Regions from separate parts of the Mus musculus genome. Here region 1 is linked to region 2. Evidence: chromatin loops called from intact Hi-C (ENCODE). Cell type or tissue: gastrocnemius. All regions are shown on one strand. Links, peaks and the distances in the headings refer to the core of each region. The heading gives the core; the rest is flanking DNA.

Region 1 (2,906 bases), core at 308-2,807, 94 kb before region 2:
CCTAGAACTCGGATCTACCTGCCTCTGCTTCCTGATTACTGGCCAACTTGCTTCTTTTATACTGAAAAAGATCTTTTACTCTAAGTCTACAAAGCCCTTTGAAGTTCTTTTTCTTCCATCACAAATATGGCTTATATGAAAGTCTTTAACTGCCGTTCCCAAACTAACCATCAGTACCGCACAAACGCAGGTACATAGTGATTATGCTGCGAAGTTTATCCCTGAGTCCCACGAGGAGTCCAACTAAGGTGTGTGTAGGAATGAGATGTTCTCCACTTTGGAGCAAAGTTTCAGTTTGGCAGTATTAGTGGGAGGCTGCTGTTCTGGAGGTGGGAAGAGGGAAGGACTGCGCGGAGCTCTTCTCCCCAGGATTTCCGGGACTGACTAGCACGCACCTGACGCCCGCGTAGCGAAGGCGAGCTGAGGGTGGGACTGGACCAAGCCTAGCACTCCGGGCCACTCGGGCCACTCGGGCCACTCCGCCCAGCTTTAAGTATTCGCGCACTCCCGAGAGGACGCCCGCGCGCCCGCGCCCGCGCGCGCATACTGTCCTGTCTCGCGCAGGGTCGGGCCTGTCAGGCAAGAACTCTCGCGAGATCTGAGGCTGAGATGTCTGTCGGGAGGAGGGGAGTGGTGTCGGGAAGGGGGGGGGGAGAGAACCTGGGCAGCGGCCGAGCTCTGTGGCTTCAGGGCTTGGAAGGAGAGAGGGAGGGTGGCGAAGAGAGTGAGCCGGTGCCGCCGCCCGCTTGAGGAGAGAGGAGGGGTCCCACTCGCCTTGCGCCCTTCGCGGGCTGAGAGCGCGGAGCAGTCGCGAACCTCCCAGGCCTCTCGGCCCCCGGGGACCCCGCCCCGCGGCCCGACGGCCCGCGGCCTCTCTTCTCTTTGTGAGCGCCCCCTTCCCAGGGGTGGTAGTGGTGGCGGAGGGGTGCGCGTGGGCCCGCCCGCCAAGGGGCCGCGGCGGGGGACCGACAGGGCCTCGGCTGGGAGGACCGGAGGCGGCCGAGGCCCCGGTCCGGTTCCCCCGAGGCGGCGGCGGCGGCGACTCCCGGCACTTCCCCCGCGCCATCTTAACTGAGCCGGAGCGTTAAGGGCGCCTCCTCGACCCCGGTCGTCCCCTCGTCCCCCCCTCCCTCCCCCCGGCCCCTTGTCGTAGAGCCTGGGCTGGGTGGCTGGGGGGGGGGCGGCGGTCTGTCGCCGGGCCCCCTCCTCCTCACTCCTCGCTCTCCAGCGCTGCGGCCACCGGAGCGCTCCAGGGGTCTGCGCCCGTCTGCTCTGCCCCAGACCTGCCGGCGAAGGGGTAAGGGCACCTCTGCTTTGGGAAAGGAAGACATGGAGGGGGCGGGGAGATTGTGCCCACTCAGGCCTCTCCGGGTGAAAGAAGAGATCGGGGATAGAGTGGGGGAGGGAGACAGGGAGGGTCTGTGAATCTGTGGGTGGGGTGAAGAAACTGGTGAGCTGGGCGCCCTCCTGTTTTGAGGGGCCAGAGCAATTGCATTCCTTTTTCCTAAGGGTCACCGGAAGAGGTGGTGGAAGGGGATGTTTCTAAGAAGGTGTGGCTCTAGTTAGGGAGATTTGAGTTGACGTGCACCCCGATTTAAAGGCGCGAGGTCCCTTTCTGGTCTCTGCTCCCGCTCCTCCTCCTTTGTAGCGTCTGTATTCTTGGGAATGGAGAATGCTCTGGACAGCCAACTGGATGATTTCCACTCCTCCCCAAGGAAGTCTGTACCTTTCTAATGTAAGGGGTGATGGAAGCATCCCCCCCCCCCATCTTCTAGTCTACTGCAGTGCTGCAGGAGTACAAGTCAGTTTCTTCGTACACATACCCATGCATACACAGAAGTGGGGGTGGGGGGCTGGAGCAATGGCGCTTCCCTTGGAGAGCTTAGTTTTTTTTTCCCTTTGCTTTTTAAATCGATGACAGTACTGTTCGGATATTCCCCTGAGATATGTCCATGGGAAGTATGTCCGCTCTTGTTACTGTTGGGATATGGCCTCGTGTTAGAACAGTTTTGATGTCTCTCTTACTCTGTTTTGAGAGAGGGGAGAATTCCTGGATGAACTGTTAAAGGGTCCCCTTTGGCTTTTGTAGTTCTTTGAGAATTATTAGAAATTATTACATTGAAACTCATATAATCAGACGTTTGCCTCGGGCTGTGACTTTTTAAGGTTAATAATATTTTGCATGACATTGATACAGAAAGTCTCTGAAAATTGTTACAAACTTTCATGTAGCAGATATTCCTTCTTAAGGAAATGTAAGGTGATGCACCCAATTCTGTTATGATCTGTGTTCTGTACTCATTTTTTTCTTTTTTGCTTCATGTCATCCTAATTTTAAAAGAAACCATCTTGTCTTGGCAGTAGTACTTGTTGATTTTTGTGGTTAGTAGAAGCAGAAATAACAGTTTTAGCATTCTGGTAAGTGCCTTTTGAAACAAAAACTTAGCCTTCAAGTCCTGAAGAAGTCTTGATATATACTTTTTACTTTTTCTCTCATCTTTAGCAGACTCTTGAAGTATAATCCTCCCGGATTTATAGGTAGGGACTCTGTATTCATACTGCCTTGAACTTAGCAGTTCTGCCTCTCACCCTCTTTTGTGCTGGAATTACAGGTGAAGTCTCCACACCTGGGTCCATTTTTTTTTAAATTGTTTAGATTTACTAGTGAAGTGTTTTAAAACTGTTCTATATGTGAATATTAGCAGTAATAAAGATTGCTAAACTATGCTAATTATCTTGATATTTTATTAACATCAAATTTTGTGTCTAGCTTTACTTAATATGTTATTTTAAAATTATGAATACAAGTATTAAAGATATAGCAGTACTGCTAGGCATTGACTTAAGTTCTTTCTTTCTCATGTAGCCCAGGCTAGTGTAACTGTTGGTTGCTGAGGATGACTGTA
Region 2 (2,906 bases), core at 119-2,618:
CCACCCCCAAGGACGCTTTCCAAGAGTTAGGCGTCTCCACTACTTATCAAGAAGGACTGTAGGAAAGGAAAGAGGCTCGAGTCTGGCCGAATATGTTGAGGGAGAGGATTAAGGGATGCTTAGCCCCGCGGTGGGGCTTTGGTAGAGAGAAGTGTGGTTCTTTAGGTCAGATCAACATCTGGTCATTTCTGCAGGGGTGGGTGAAATAAGTCCGGGCACATGGGAGAGGCCTGAAATAACTATTTTTTGATGTATTTCAAACCTAAAAAGATTTGTTTAGGGGTGTGTGTATGTGTGTGTGTCTAGGTCAGAGGACAATCTGTGGGAATCAGGTCCCTCCTTCAATCACTTAGGTCCACAGATTAAACTCTGGTCGTCAGGCTGGCGGCCAGCACCGTTTCCCACTGAGCCATCTCGCAGGCCTGTTTCAAACTTTTGATTGGGCGTCAATCCTTAGCTGGATTTCCTTTGCAGCGCTCCCTTGCAAGGGAGGCCGAGCTGAGCACTGTAGCTCCTCGGACCAGTGTTTCCTTGGGCAAAGGAGAGCGGGAATCAAGAAAGCTCTGGCTTCTTAAGGCTTCTGGGCCTAAGACCCTCCCAAAACAGCTCGGGGCTCAGTTCTTATTATTAGCGAGAGCAGGACTGGAGCAACGTGAAGGTGAAGCGCTAGAGCCGGGACCTTCTCTCTGGGACAGCTAGGATTTCATAATTCCGTGTTGAGCGGGTTTGCCAAAAGAGCACACAAGTCTCCACCTGGGTCACCCGGTCCTTAAGGATCTCACTTCCTGCCCTTTGCGGGGTTCCAAGATTCTACTCAGGCGATACAGTTGCGCTCTGATGGTCGCACAAACGCTCCGGGACGCATCTCGGCCGAGGGAGGTGGTTCCATGGGCTTGGAGACCAGGAGATCCTTGGCGACTAACTTTTCCGGCTTTGGGTTCAGGACGCGTGCGCCGGCCTGGAGGCGGGCAGGGGCGGGCCTGGCGGTAGGCGGGGCGGGGCGGGGGCGGGCCTGGCGGTAGGCGAGGCGGGGCGGGGCGGGGGCGGGCCTGGCGGTAGGGGGGGCGGGGCACGAGGCCGGGCGAGGAGGGAGCAAGGCAGTGCGCGAGCCGCGGTCTACGTGGGCGCGCGAGCGGCGCGGGGTCGCGGGCGCGCGCGAGCGAGTGGCGCTGCAGCTAGTTGGTTGGCGGGACTGCTGGCCCAGCTGAAATGGTTCATCCTCCTCCACCTCCGCCCCGGTTGCTTCTGGTAGCCCTGGTGGGGCTCCTGAGCCTTCGCGAGGTAAGGCGACCGGCTCCGGGTAAGGTCTTGGCCGGGGGAATCTCAAAGCGCTTTGCTTCAACTTTGTCCTGGAAAGAGTGGCGCGCGCGAGGGGATTCGGAGGCCCCTCCATCCGTCCGCGCCTCTACTCCTAGAACCGAAAGGGCGGGGCCCTCGCAGAGGCCAACGCCCAGCTCTTCGCCTTGGACCCACAGGTGGTGGCTGAGCCGGCGGAGGAGGCAGGAACCCCTTGTCCTGAAGGCCTGTGGCCTGTGCCTCCACAGGTAGGAACCCTGTAGGGCCGAGGACGAGAAGGGTTTGAACGGCCTCGCTGCACCCTCGGTGGTCGCCCGATTGGGACATCTGTGGTTTCTCCTGCCCTCAGTCTCCAGCGTCTTCATCTCAGCCCAGGGCTTGGGGCTGGTTGTCCCCTTCTTCACACCCAACACGAAGTCCCCAGCTGCTCTCTTCTTTTCTCATGTGTAGGTGTTACCAAGAGTGACTTACACACAGGTGAGCCAAGGACAGGTAAGTACAACCAGTAGCCCATCTTGGGAGCCTTCCCTGGAGGCAGACTGTGCCTCGCAGGTTACCTCTATCTATCTTGGCTCTCAGTCCATTCCTTACCACTTTGTGTAGAAAGAGGTGAGGCTTCCACTTGCCAGTCCCAGGGCAGATGGGTAGTGTGGGGTCAGGGGTTCTGTTGAGTAGCTAGATGCATGGCAAGTAACTCCAAGTTACTCTGAAGGTAGCAAAAACAACCTATATCCCAATGCTGGTGTGATTTGGATTCTCTTGTCTTTCTTGGCTCTGATTTTCTTCTGCAAGAGATGGCATTCTGTCCCTTCAGCTTTGAGAAGTGAGTGAATAGTGCTTGGATTGCAAAACACTATATCATGTTAGCAATGTGTGCTTTAATGTGTTGTAAACAGTTCAATTTTTAATGAATGCTCTTTTTAAAAATTGTTTATATTTATTTTATGGGTATGAATTTTGCCTGTGGGGTATTTTTTGTTGTTGTTGTTTTTAACTTTGGTTAGTTTTGGTTTTTTGATTTTTTTTTTTAAGATAGCACTTCTTCATGTAGCATTGACTGTCTTGGAACTCACTCTACATACACTACAGTAGACCTGGCTGGCCTTGAACTCACAGACATCCACTTGCCTTTGCCTCCAGAGTACTGGGATTAAAACCCTGTGCCACTGCCTGAGGCCTGTGTGTTTGTATATTCAGAAGAGATGGATCTGGAGATATAGGTTGTGAGCTGTCATTTGAGTACTGGGAACTGAGCCTCTGGAAGAGGAGCAAAAGCTCTTAACCACTGAGCTGTGTCTCCAGCCCTCCACCTCTCTCTGACACAGGGTCTCATGTAGCCCAAACTGGTTTCAACCTTCTTCTATAGCCAAGAATGGTCTTATTTATTTTATTTTATTTTTACTGTGTTCCTTTTTTTTTTTTTAAGATTTATTTATCATTATATGTAAGTACACTGTAGTGTATGTAAGACACTCCAGAAGAGGGTGTCAGATCTCATTACCACCATGTGGTTGCTGGGATTGAGCTCTTAACCGCTGAGCCATCTCTCCAGCCCCCTCCAAGAATGGCCTTAAAGCTCTGATCTTCCTGCCCGTTGAAGGGCTAGGATT

The links. A loop is a pair of places that touch in the nucleus more often than their neighbours do. Peaks named below come from ENCODE experiments on the same cell type or tissue, not always from the same donor. Only the 100,000 strongest peaks of a DNase experiment are listed, where the experiment ranks them.
Region 1: it touches region 2 in a loop (2.1-fold over the local background); 7 of 42 quality-filtered maps call a loop at or near these places.

The regions. Positions count from the first base shown.
Region 1 is chr11:77,605,599-77,608,504 of GRCm38, reverse strand. It overlaps Taok1 (TAO kinase 1), which reads left to right and starts at 690. Exons shown (of 21, transcript NM_001364134.1): 1 at 690-1,297. In gastrocnemius, for the core only: no CTCF peak of the experiment used is centred there; DNase peaks (open chromatin) are centred at 583, 1,286 and 1,805; H3K4me3 peaks cover 2,367 bases; H3K27ac peaks cover 2,270 bases.
Region 2 is chr11:77,511,535-77,514,440 of GRCm38, reverse strand. Trp53i13 (transformation related protein 53 inducible protein 13) reads left to right here and starts at 1,168. Exons shown (of 7, transcript NM_001024920.1): 1 at 1,168-1,281; 2 at 1,476-1,544; 3 at 1,747-1,788. The coding sequence starts at 1,210. In gastrocnemius, for the core only: no CTCF peak of the experiment used is centred there; a DNase peak (open chromatin) is centred at 1,091; H3K4me3 peaks cover 2,387 bases; H3K27ac peaks cover 1,714 bases.